Regions from separate parts of the Homo sapiens genome. Here region 2 is linked to region 1. A link is a loop called in an ENCODE intact Hi-C map of the cell type or tissue named here. Cell type or tissue: heart left ventricle. All regions are shown on one strand. Each heading gives the region's core, and the rest is flanking DNA. Links, peaks and the distances in the headings are about the cores only.

Region 1 (6,650 bases), core at 1,972-4,471:
GTTCCCTGGTTGGGGTTGGGAGAGGATGCAAGATCCTTGTCGGCTGGGAATCACTGATCTAGAGGGGATAGACAGGGTATGTGGTGGCCAGCATGCTCATGCTTGTGGAGGAGCTTAATTCTGGTCTTTCTATTGTTACCAAATTTTGTCTTTTCAGTCAGTTACTAGGAGGAAAAAATGTTTCATGCTTAGGAGCTATTTCTTTGGTTGAATATTTTATGAACACTTGTGATAATAAATTTGTGCCAGTGAGTACTATATTCTTTAAAAAATATTTCTGAAAGTTTGGTGAAGATGTGAGAGAGACTAAAAATAATTTTTCTATTGAGCCTAGATTTTCATGCTTTATGTCTGAACACCAAAATTTTTTTAACTTTTAAATTCAGGGGTACAACTGCAGGTTTGTTAAATAGGTAAACTTGTAGCATGGGAATTTGTTGTATGGATTATTTTATCACCCAGGTATTAAGTCTTGTACCCACTAGTTATTTTTCCTGATCCTCTCCCTCTACCTTCTGAAAGGCCCTAGTGTGTGTTGTTCCCTTGTATGTGTCCATGTGTTCTCATCATTTAGCTCCCACTTATAAGTGAGAACATGTAGTATTCGGTTTTTTGTTCCTGTGTTAGTTTTCTAAGGATAATGGCCTCCAGCTCCATCCATGTTGCTGCAAAGGACATGATCTCATTCTTTTTTATGGCTGCATAGTATTCTGTGGTGTATATGTACCACATTTTCTTCATCCAGTCTACCATTGATGGTCATTTAGGTTGATTCAATTAAACATATAAAGAGATGGAACTCTGAATGTTTTCCTCTCTACTTTCAGCAAGAGAATGAATCGGGGTTACTTATTTTTCACGACTGCACTAGGATACCATTTTATTACAACACATCATTAGAAATAAAACCTTCACAGTAACTTCCCTCAAACAAGTAAAGAAAATTCTTGTTGTACAAGCATATTGCAAAAAGGAGCATTCAGAAACTTAACCAAACACTAGTATGCGTAGATCTGAGAGAGTGGGGTTATCTACCAGTCTCTGTATGGAGTCAGTATGTTAAATGTGTCAGAAATAGAATTAATAAAACAGGAGAATACAAAAGAAAAACAATGAACAGAGATTTTTAAAAGAGGGTGTTTGTAAAGGGTAGAGAAACAGAAGAGACAAAGGTTGGGCCGGAGACAAAGGTTATAAAGAAAATAAATCAGCATTGCATTACTAACTGACTCACAAACAAAGACTATTCCAGGTAAAAGAATACATGTTTTAAAAGTATTTAAGTTGGTTTTAAATGCAACATTCTTTAAGTTGGTTTTAATATTGTTAGTGTTTTTCAAATGATGGGTTGAGCCTCTTTAGTAATTGTGTATTAAAATAATTTGGTAAGTTGTGACCAGCATTTAAAAAAAAAAAGAATGGCATAGGATAGGAAAGGGAAGGGAAAAGAAAGAAAGGGTACAATGTAAGTGGTAATAAGGGCTACTAATTTTGGAAACTTTTATATCAGTTGTAGATAGATAGATAGATAGATAGATAGATAGATAGATAGATAGACTGACTGACCCGGTGTTGGTTTGGGTGTATAATGTATTTCTTTCTGCAGCTTATGGTCCAAAAGTTTAAAAGTTTTAAAGCCACTGACTTTCAAAAATGGTTAGTAACCTTTTTCTTTAAAGAGCAAGAGAGTAAATTTGTTTTAGGCTTTTCAAATCATGTATGGTCTCTGAAGCATATTTTTTTTACAACTCTTTAAAAATATAAAAACCATTCTTAGCTCACAGGCCATACTAAAACAGTCTATGGGCAACATTTGGCTTGTGAGCTATAGTTTGTTGACACCTATCTTAGAAGATAGATTTAATTTACCACATTTTATCAATACTAAGAGCTAAATGTAGTGTTTTCCAAAGTTGTACCATTTTACATTTTCACCAGCAATGTATGAGAGTTTCAATTCTTCCACATAATTGCTAGCACTTGATGTTGTCAGTCTTTATTTCAAAGGGTATACAGTAGTGTTTTATTATGATTTTAGCTTGTATCAGCAACATCGTTTCATGTTGAGCAAATTTTCATGTGCTATTTGGACATTGGTTTAACTGTTCAAATCTTTTCCCTTTTTTTTGAGAGGGAGATTGTGTTAGTCTTCTTATTTAGTTGTAGGAGGTATTTGTACATTCTAGTTAAAGTGATTGTTCCATTTCATTCTGGCCTCCATGATTTCTGTTGAGAAATTTTCCATCTCTTGAAGACATTGTTCCCCTCTAAGTAATGTGTTATTTTTCCTCTGAGTGGTTTCAATATTTTCCTTCTGTCTTTAGTTTTCAGCAGTTTGGTTATGATGTTTGGGTTTATCCTGTTTGGGGTTCTCTGAGCTTCCTGAATCTGTAGTTTTATATCTTTTGCTAAATTTAAGAAATTGTTAGCCATTATTTCTTTACACATTTTTTCTGAACTTTCCTCTTTCTCTCCTCCTTCTGAGTCTTCAGTGACACAAATAGTATCTTATTTATTTGCCTTCAAATTCATTGACTCTTTCCGCTATGACAGGGTCCCCAACCTCCAAGCCAAACTGGTCCCCAGCCTGTTAGGAACCAGGCCATGCAACAGGAGGTGAGCCAGAGCTTGTCGGGGGAGGTAGCGAGCATGAGCATTACTGCCTGAGCTCCGCCTCCTGTCAGATCAGCCGTGGCATTAGATTCTCGTGGGAACATGAACCCTATTGTGAACTACGCATGTGAGGAATCTAGGCTGCCCGCTCCTTATGAGAGTCTAACTGGTGCCTGCTGGCCTATCTGAGGTGCAACAGTTTCATCCAGAAATTATCCTTACCCCCAGCTCCCACCCATGGAAAAAATTGTCTTCCATGAATCCGGTTTCTGGTGCCAAAAAGGTTGGGGACTGCTGCTCTATGATCTCCATTCTGGTATTGAGCCTATCCTGTGAGGTTTGGGGAATTTATTGTTTGCTTTTGTTTTTCTAGTGTTTTTGGTAATAGTGTTTTTCACTTTGAAAATTTTTATTTGGTTCTTCTTTATATCTTTTTCTATAAGACTTTTTTGTCTTTTCATTCATTTTAAGAGTGTTCACCCTTATTAGAGCATTTTTATAATATCTGACATAGCCTTAAGTAGATAATTTCAATATCCATGTCGTCTTGGTATTGACATCTGCTGATTCCCTTTTCTGTACAAGATAAGGTTTTTTTTTTTTTTTTTTTCCTGGTTCTTTGTGTGCCAGGTACTTTTAATGTATTCTAGAACATTTTATTATTATGTTATAAGACTCTTGAGTCTTGTTTGAATCCTGTGGAGAATGTTAGTATTTTTGTTTTAGCAGGCAATTTACCAATTTCAGTTCAGGCTTAAAGTTCCAACCAGCCTTTTATGAGTGTTGTTTTAATGCCGGTTTTGTTGTTAATGCCTTTGTGGTGCTATTCAGATCTGCCCCATATGTGTGCCACCTAGTGGCCCTTCTGGGACTTCGGTGGTGGTCTATTCCTCAGTTCAGTTCTCAGCCTCTTTGGAGTGATGTTTAGGATGAAATCCATGCATAGGCAGCTTGGGAATGAGCCAGGAAATCAGAAACAACTTTATGGAGCTGCTTTTCTGAGCTCCTCTCCCCAATTTTTAGTTTCCCATGGCTTCCCTTTTTAGTCTTCTAGCCAGAAAGATGGGTTTTTATTTACTGTGCTCTGCAATGTGCTTTCTCTGATGGCACCCATGTCCAGAGCCAAGCCAGGTGTATTTACATCTCCATTGGAGAGGAGATTTCCCCTGCCTCAGAGGTTTTAGTAACTTTGGGCTTTCCACTGCAACCCTGTCACTACCAGAGATCCTTTGCTTTCTCCCCAAGCCTGAACTAGAGGATTTTTGAAGTTCTCTCTGTGCCAATGCCTGTTTCCAAGTTTTCCCTCCAAGTCAAGGAATCAAAGGGAGAAAAATGTTAAACTTACCACTGGTTAGGTGGTACTTCTTTTTCTATATTGAGGCTTCCACTTATTTAGCTCTTATGTAATTTTTCTCAGCAATATTTTGTATTTTTCTATGTATAGGTCTTTACATATTTTGTTAAATTTTTTACTGAGTACTTTATGTTTTTTGATATTATTGTAAATTATATTTTAAAATTCATTTTCCATACAGAACTAGAAATGCAATTGATTTTTGTGTATTTACCTTATAGCTTGTGACCTTGCTAAATTAATTTATTAGTGCTGGTAGCTTTTTTGTAGATTGCTTAGGGTTGTCCTATAGATGATTATGTGATCTACGAATAAAGACAGTTTTACTTCTTCTGTTCTAATCTGTATGCTTTATATTTTATTTTCTTGCCTTGTTGCATTGGCTAGTATCACCAGTAAAATGTTGAATGAAAGTGGTGAGAATGCCTTGTTTCTAATCTTAAGAGGAAAGCATGCAGTTTTGTTATGTTATGTGTGATGTTAGAGATAGATTTTTTTATAGGTACCCTTTATTACACTACGGAAGTTTTTTTCTATTTCTAATTTGTTGGGAGTATTTATTGTTAATGGATATTGAATTTCATCATTTCTTCTGCATTTGTTGAATAATAACGTTTTTCTCCTTTTTGTTGTTACTGTGGTGAATTGCACTGATTGATTTCCAACTTTTAAACCAACCTTATATCTTAGGATAATCCCACTTGATCATGATGTAGTATTATTTTTCTAAGTTGCTGTGTTTTTGGTAAATATTTTTACTTCTGTGATCATAAGGGATGTTCTTTAGTTTTCTTGCATTGTCTTTATTTGGTTTTAGTATCAGGATAATGCTGACCTCATTAAATAAGATAGTAAGTGTTCCTCCTTTGTTTACTGAAAGAATTTAGGTAGTACTAGCATCATTTCTTTCTTAAATATTTGATAAAATTCAAATATTTAATAAATTCTGTAAATGTTTAATAAATTCTGTAAAGTTGGCAAAGTCTGTAGTTTTCCCTGTAGGAAAGTTTTAATTACAAATTCAGTTTTTCAATAGCTATGAAGTCAGTTTCAATTTCTTTTTATTTTCATTATGAAAATATTTTATTCAAGGAATATGTTTATTTTATTTAAATTACCACAAATATTGGCATACAGTTATTTTTAATAGTTATTATTCATTTAATATAATTATAATGCCTCTAGGCCCTATAGTGATTACCTGTCTTTCACTCCTTTTTTTTTTTTGAGACAGGGTCTTCCTTTGTTGCCCAGGCTGAAGTGCACTGACATGATCGTGGCTCACTGCAGCTTCAACCTTCTAGGTTCAAGCAATCCTCCTACCTCAGCCCCCCGAGTAGCTGGAACTACAGACATGAGCCACCATGTCTGGCTAATTTTTTAAATTTTTTCGTAGAGACAGGGTCTTGCTATGTTGCCCAAGCTGGTCTCAAACTCCTGGGCTTATGCAATCCTCCCATTTTAGCCTCCCAAAGTGCTGGGTTTATACATGTGAGCCCATCCTTTCAATCATTTTTTTGTCATTTATTTTTAGCCTTGCTAGAAGTTCACAAATTTTATTGATATTTCAAAGAGTCAACATCTAGTTTCATTGAATTTTCTCTGTATTTTTTCAGGTTTGTATTTCATCAAGTTCTACTCTTATATTTATTATTCCCCCATCTTCTTACTTTGGGTTTAATGTCTTCTTTTTCTATCTTTTAAGAAAGGAAAGTCTGATCATTAATTTTTAATTTTTTGTCTTTCTCATGTAAGCATTTAAAGTCATTAAATCTTCTAAGTGGTACACTTACTTAGAGGTACGTCTTAATATCTCCGCAATCAGGATGCATCTTATGCTCTTACAGTTATAGTTGTCATGATGTTTTCTTTCTTAGTGGTACATGCAGTAACGATGCATCCTACAGTCACTGGTGTCCTAGATCCAATGAAATGTAATATTAAACAATAACTTTGTTTACAAGTAAGTAAAGATTCTTACATAATAATGCTTGGTAAGTTATAGCTGCTTTCTTCTTGCCATGCAGCCATGGTTTATACTTTTATAGCATGATATAACAAAATCTTTTTTTCTTTTTATGCATTATCCTCAAAATTGAGGGCTCCTCAAGAGCTATCTTAAGATTCTTCAAAGTATCTTGTAGAATGCTTAGCATACAAGGGTACACATGTTTGTGGATTAAATGAAATAAATGATGATAAATACTTAATTGCAGAGTATGACATTAAAAGTCTCCCCCATACCGAAGCTCTTTGAGCCCATATTTAATGTACACATCAAAAAATTGCAATTGTATATATGTTGTTGGCTATCTCTCACTTTTGGTGAACTAGCAGTGCACAGCAATGCATTTTACTATTTTAAAACAGATTTCCTTTTAATGCTTCTTTGATCTTTTCTGATCAATTGCTGTGCTTTATTTGTTTGTTTGCTTGTTTGGACATAGATTACCTTTGAGTTTGTTTCCTACTCTCAATTAAATATGCAAGACTTACACTGTCCAAACTCTTCCATTTGTCTGTTTCCTTATTTATTTTACCCAATAACGTTTCCTTTAGAAACTTTATCTCTGGGTTTTTATTTTCTTTAACTGAATGAAATAGAGCATAAAATTGATTTCTTTTAATCTCTTTAGCTCCTTAAAGCACTGTTGATTTCACATGCTTAGAGGGCTGCCTGGGA
Region 2 (6,650 bases), core at 2,396-4,895, 68 kb before region 1:
AAGGCACGTTTGGGTTCCTGCCTTTTCCTACTCTGAATAGATGTGATGAACTAACAGGCTAATACATGTGAAAGCCCTTTGTTTACGCAAATGAAGGGGTTACTGTTTTTATTATTTTAGGGTGTGGAGTCACGTGGTAGAAAGAACACAAAGTCAGAAGTCCTGCGTTTGCATCCTAGCTTTGAAAGCTGTCTCCATCTCATACTAGGGTCCCCCTTTTCGCAGAGCTATTTTTAAGTGTTTTCCTGTGGCTTTTTCTTTCCCCTTTTATTTTAATTAATTAATTAATTTTTTTTGTTTACTTATTTTGAGACAGAGTGTCCCTCTGTCATCCAGGCTGGAGTGCAGTGGCATAGTCTCTGCTCACTGCAACCTCTGCCTCCTGGGTTCAAGCAATTGTCCTGCCTCAGCCTCCTGAATAGCTGGGATTACAGATGTGTGCCACCACGCCCGGCTAATTTTTGTATTTTTAGTAGAGACGGGGTTTCACCATGTCGGCCAGGCTGGTCTTGAACCCCTGACCTCAGGTGATCCGCCCCTCTCAGCCTCCCAAAGTGCTGGGATCACAGACGTGAGCCACTGCGCTGGGCTCTTTCCCTCTTTAAATCAGATGTTCTTTACTTTTACTTGTGCCATGGGGACCTCTTTGACATTCTAATTAAGCTAATGAACCACTCTACAGAATATTTATTCTGTAAAATTAAACACATAAAATTAAAATGCATAGGATTACAAAGGAAACCAATTATACTGACATAAAGTTATCAATATGCAAAGAAGTAAATATGTCATATTGTAATACATGTCCTTTATTAAAATGCATTACTTACCAGTATCTAGTGGCAGGTCTAATAACTACTGTAATTTTGAAATAGTGATGAGTGGAAATGATACTTTGAGATATTGCAATAACTAATGTGATATGAAAAATCCTTGATGTCTAAGAAAATATCTTTGACGTCAAAGAAAATATCTTTGATGACAAGTTACAGAAGGAAATGATAATTTTAGTTAGAAGTTAGTAAAAATAAAAATAAAATTTTTTATCAACAGCCTGAATTCTGTCTGACACCCTTAGCCTTGCCTTAAATTTCACTCTTTCTTCTCATGCTGTACATTTTCCAGGGACAAACTCTGTGTCCCACTGTCCCCCAGCTGCAGCTGCTCCTTCAGTGTCAGTGACTCCTAAATGTGCACCTCTGCTGTCTAGGCAAAGGACTGTAGCACCTGGCCTGCATCTCCTGGGGCCTGCTGGATATCCTCCCTGAACAGCTCAGAGGACCTCAAACCCAGCCTCCCTCAGTGAACTCCTTGGCTTGAGCATCTCCCCACCCTCCTCCCACCACCCTGCCCTTCCTCCTTGTCCCTAACTCTGTGAATGGCATTAGTAACCACCACGTGGCTCCAGCCCCGAGCTGGCTTGACAAGGGAGCCAGTGCGCATGCTGCTGCGGGGTTTACGGCACAAGCCTCCTTGATACAGTTTATGAAAGTATAAACTTGTATGTCTTACAGCACTGGCCTGTGCTTGCCTTTACCTGGAATGTCTAAATTCCTACTCACCCAAAAAGGCCTCATTCCTCCTACTTACCTTTTCAACATGCATATCTGGACACTTTCCGGTTTAGCATCCGTTGGTGATGCCTCTTTGCTCCATGATGTGACATAAGAGGACTCTGCCTTCCTCACAGCATTTTCTTCTGCTGGTCCCTCAGCCTTACTAAGGTCCCTGCAGGCAGTCCCTCCAATGTCCCCCACCCCGTTTACCCTTTGCCTTGGCAGACTGAGTGAGTGCCCTCTCCCTGGGGACCCTTTCCCTTCCATGTCACCTCCAGGTCTCAGTTCTGTGGCCACTTCTCTGGAAAGCCTTTATGAGGACTGTTCACAGTGCAGGCCTTATCCACTGTCTCCCCCGCCCTTGCATTTGACCAGGGCCTGGCAGGGTTTAAGTGGTACGCACTCAGGAAGAAAGAGTTTTTAAAGTACATGGCTAGGAGCACCGACCTGGGTTCTAATCCCAGCTCTGTCTCTAACTGTGTGATCTTGGCAGTGTACTTACTAGCCTTTGGACGCCTCAGTTTTATCATCTGTAAAACTGGTATAATAGCCGGGCGCGGTGGCTCACGCCTGTAATCCCAGCACTTTGGGAGGCCGAGGCGGGCGGATCATGAGGTCAGGAGATCGAGACCATCCTGGCTAACACGGTGAAACCCCGTCTCTACTAAAAGTACAAAAAATTAGCTGGGTGCGGTGGCGGGCGCCTGTAGTCCCAGCTACTCGGGAGGCTGAGGCAGAAGAATGGCGTGAACCCAGGAGGCGGAGGTTGCAGTGAGCCGAGACAGCGCCACTGCAGTCCCGCCTGGGTGACAGAGCGAGACTCCGTCTCAAACAAACAAACAAACAAACAAACTGGTATAATAATAGAGTGGTAATGTTTAAATGAGTTGGTACTTATAAAGCACTTTAGAACCAAGCTTGGCTCATCGGAAGAGCTTATATAATAGCTATCCTTATTCATTTTAGTTAGTTTGTTTGTTTTGTTTTGTTTTTTGAGACGGAGTCTCGCTCTGTTGCCCAGGCTGGAGTGCAATGGCACGAAGTCGGCTCACTGCAACCTCCGCCTCCCGGGTTCAAGCGATTCTCCTGCCTCAGCCTCCTGAGTAGCTGGGATTATAGGTGCACTACTCCACGCCCGGCTAATTTTTGTATTTTTAGTAGAGACGGGGTTTAGATGGGGTTTCACCATGTTGGTCAGGCTGATCTGGAGCTCCTGACTCGTGATCCACCCGCCTCGGCCTCCCAACGTGCTGGGCTTACAGGCATGAGCCACTGCACCTGGCCTCATTTTAGTTTTAGTAGTACAGCTTGGGCTCATTTAAAAGTCATATCCTGCTATACTCTTATTATTGCGGGGTTTTATTAAAGAATGTAGTGTAATTTGGTGCCCACCACTTAACTTTTCTTCATCTTCATTAAGGTTAATATCAGATATTCATTTTAGAAGAATTAATTTATATGTGGCAAAAGGAAATAAATTTTTGCTGAAAGATAAGAGAAATTCTGGGAATACAGACATACAGACTGATGGAGACACAGCCCCACCAGTAGTTTATCTAGCTGAGTTGGGGATTTATTCATATTTCTTCCATTTCAAAGATTGTGTTGGTCTCCCAGGAGTATTTTTTGAAGCTCTTTCTGCAGAGGAGAGATCAATATTATTTATCAGAGGATTTCCTTGGGCATGCAAATCATCATATATGTTTGCAAACCAGATCCATGTAAAATAGATGGTTTTGAATCTACTTTTTTTGCATGAGCATTTTTATATCCTCTAGAAATATATCACTATTGTGGGGAAAAATTTAATAATATTTAACGACATACTGAATGTGACATTAATGTGCTCGCATAGCTGCTCCTTCTCTGTTTTTCTTCCAACATCAAAGTAATAACATTTCCCCTGAGGTTTGTTCAGCTCATCCAGCTTTCGCTTGGTTTTGCCAGCAGGTGGGGTACTAGCTCCTTTTAAAGTCATCAGCCACAGGTCTTGAGGCTCGTTTTCTTTTTTCCCTGAGAAAAGAAATTATCTTGCCCCCTCATTCTATGGTGACCCCATGAGATCCTCTTGAGCCCTGACCTGGGAGTGGGTAGAGGGGTGGGCAAGGTGTGTATTAGATCTAAAATAGTCTCCAGGATTTTCATGGGTGAATTTGTTGAGCTAATGGCTTATATTTCACAGGTTTTGAGTAACTTGAATTTTACCAGTAATTCATGTAAATCAGTTTGGCAACAGGTGAATCAAGCTTTGCCTGCATATTTGGTCCAATCTTATGGTTTAGGAGAAACAATAATTAAAGTTCAAAAACCTTGGTTATTGTGTTGAAATAAGTCTCATTTAAACAAAATACAAATCATGGCAACAAGCCATTAGAATTAAAACTGTTCTTGGAGTTGAAAACTAGGGGAAAATAAGTATACTGTGAACACATTGTGTTAAAAAGCTGATGTTCTAACAATATGCTAGAACATTACTGACTCTGTTTTAAGATCTAACTGCTTTAAGGAATTGATTGACTACATTTTTCTAGAATGAAACATAAATTTCTTATTTTGAAATCTTAGTGAGTGGTATTAAGTTCCATTTTAAAAGGCAGCTTAAAGATCCATGTTAAAAGACGTGTCTTAGCTTATACATCCATTCTAAATGTAGGTGGTGAAACTGAATTATAAGAATGTTTTTAAGATTTATAGACACTAAGTCAGAATCAGAAGTTAGAAGGTTCTTTGACAAAATTTCCTATTGAACTTATGTTAATCGTTGGATTTGATGAGGTTTTTAAGCTTATTCAATGTTATCTGAAAATAGTAATACTATCTACATTTGATTCTCAGAAATGATAACTTCATATGTCCCTCTTATGCAATGTGAAATTACAGTGCTATCTGTTCCATAACTGCCACACAACTTGAACAATATAAAAGTCATTTCATGGCCCTAATGGAGGGCAGACTGTATCCCCTTGCTTAAAATTAATCATTCACTTTATTGCAGTGTCTGAGGGGAGAGAAGGGAGTGAGAGTTCTCTTTGTTTAAGTTTGTGTTATGGTTTTCTTGGGCAGCAAGTACAAAAGTGCAGCCTGAAGCTGTAGCTCATTCTGTATGTGGGTTTTATTTCTCACAGCAGTCCGGTGTCTCTTTAACATATGGGGAGTGGTTTCAAGTTCATTACTAAAGCTTATAGGCTAAAGTGCTTTGTGGGCTTGGCTATGACTTAAGTTGCCTTGAGGGAGTCAGCCAAAACTGGGCTTGGGAACAGGAAGGCTTTGCCCGTTTATTTGGATTCTCAGGGTAGTCGATTTTGCCACCTCTTGGCTATCAGCTGCCTTGGAGATTGGTTTCATAGTAAGGATTCTTTCTTTAAGGTGATATGGAGCAACTGCTTTCACAGGGGCACCAGGTTAGTAAATAACATTTTGCACTTTCTGCTGCGTGTGTCAGATTTTCTTTCTGAGCTCACGGTGTGATGATAGGACAGACTGGGTTGCTGCGTTCTTTTAGAAAATAATGTGAGTTCGTTTATCCTGCAGAGGTTTAGGGGGTTATGTTTCTCCTTATAATATATGCATTTTTTGACCATATTAAATACAACTGGAAGCCAAGTGGAAATGACATATTAGTATCTGTGTTGGATTTGCAGTCCAGAGGTCTTGTTAGTAAATATCAGCCCTGCCCCCGCCCCCTTTTTTTTTTTTTTTTTTTTTTTGAGATAGGGTTTTGCTCTGTCACCAAGGCTGGAGTGCAGTTGAATGATCATGGCTCACTGTAGTCTCAACCTCTTGGGCTCAAGCGATCCTCCCACCTCAACCTCCTGAATAGCTGGGATTACAGGTGCATGCCACCGCACCCAGCTAATTTTTTTTTTTATACTTTTTTATAGAGACCAGGTTTTGCCATGTTGCCCAGGCTGGTCTCCAACCCCAGGGCTCAAGCGATTTGCCTGCCTTGTCCTCCCAAAGTGCTGGGATTACAGGCGTGAGCCACCTTGCCTAGCCTAGTTCCTTTCTTATAATTGCTTTCTTTGTGTCGTCGCACTAGACCTTCTAGGTATAAATATGATTTTATACACAGTTGATTTTATTTTTTGAAACGTTAAGTAGTGGAGTGTTGGGCCCCAGTTGGGGTTGTCCTCCCTCACCCCACTGGTGCGTGCTTGTCTGATGCACGGTTTTTCTTCAGGCCTACTCCTTGGAGTTTCAGTGAACCAGAATATCATTTTAATTTTTCTCTTTGAAAAGTCTGGCACTTTTCTGGAATGCCTCAAAATACTGGCATAAGAATTGATTCAGGCAGAATGTACAGGTGGATTAAGCCCAATTGAATTTTGTCTTCAGTTTTGCTGTTTTTATTCTCAAGTGATTCTTCAGAATACGAGATTACCCGAGGATTAAAGAACAGCTGTAAAAATGGAGTGTGACTTGTAAAACATAAAAGTATAGTTAATAGTAATTAAGAAATTAAGTCAATATAATTAAGCACAGAGAAAGACATTGTCTTCCTTAATCTCGTTAATTTAAAGATCTAAAGAGCAATTCTGCCTTTATTAATTTGCCACCAAAGCAATCTGGCATGAAATTGTTCTATAGGAGTAGTTCAATTTGGTGTTTTAAAGTTTGCAACACTTTATGAAATATAGTTTCTCTTGCTTTCATGTTACTTTAAGGATGCTTTAGTTCAGGGTAATGTACTAGTGTTTTAAATATGCTAATATGCTTCTGTTATTGCCATTTTATTCTCCTTTTTTCCCCACTGCGAAATACAGTGTATTAGAAAGGGTCTGTTCTTTCATGTTCTTCTCTGCTTAAAAAAAATTGAGGGGGAAGGGAGACAGAAATAGGTACTTAAAAAAGATCTCTGAGGTGATATGCTAAACTTTAAGGATCCCTTTCCCCATCAGTGCTAAGTTGAAGTTACAATGTTATGGCTGCATGCCATTTCGGGATTACAAAGTGGACTGTATTTTATACCCCCTAAGGCACAATTGTACAGCTGTGTTATTGCCCCTGCCTCTGTAGATATTTTCTTTAACAGTAAGTTTATTACATCATTTTAGCTTTCCCAAAAGTGCAAAGATTGCTATGACTTTGCTATGT

The links. A loop is a pair of places that touch in the nucleus more often than their neighbours do. Peaks named below come from ENCODE experiments on the same cell type or tissue, not always from the same donor. Only the 100,000 strongest peaks of a DNase experiment are listed, where the experiment ranks them.
Region 2: a loop joins it to region 1, with 2.9 times the contacts of the local background. A loop is called at or near these places in 38 of 110 quality-filtered maps.

The regions. Positions count from the first base shown.
Region 1 is chr3:171,701,032-171,707,681 of GRCh38, reverse strand. The region is part of intron 11 of PLD1 (phospholipase D1); the gene reads left to right. Among named protein-coding and RNA genes, the nearest start is that of PLD1, 110 kb to the left of the region's middle. In heart left ventricle, for the core only: a CTCF peak has its summit at 3,483 (motif pointing left); no DNase peak of the experiment used is centred there.
Region 2 is chr3:171,769,502-171,776,151 of GRCh38, reverse strand. All of the region lies in intron 1 of PLD1 (phospholipase D1), which reads left to right. Among named protein-coding and RNA genes, the nearest start is that of PLD1, 38 kb to the left of the region's middle. In heart left ventricle, for the core only: a CTCF peak has its summit at 3,490 (motif pointing right); no DNase peak of the experiment used is centred there; H3K4me3 peaks cover 576 bases; H3K27ac peaks cover 907 bases.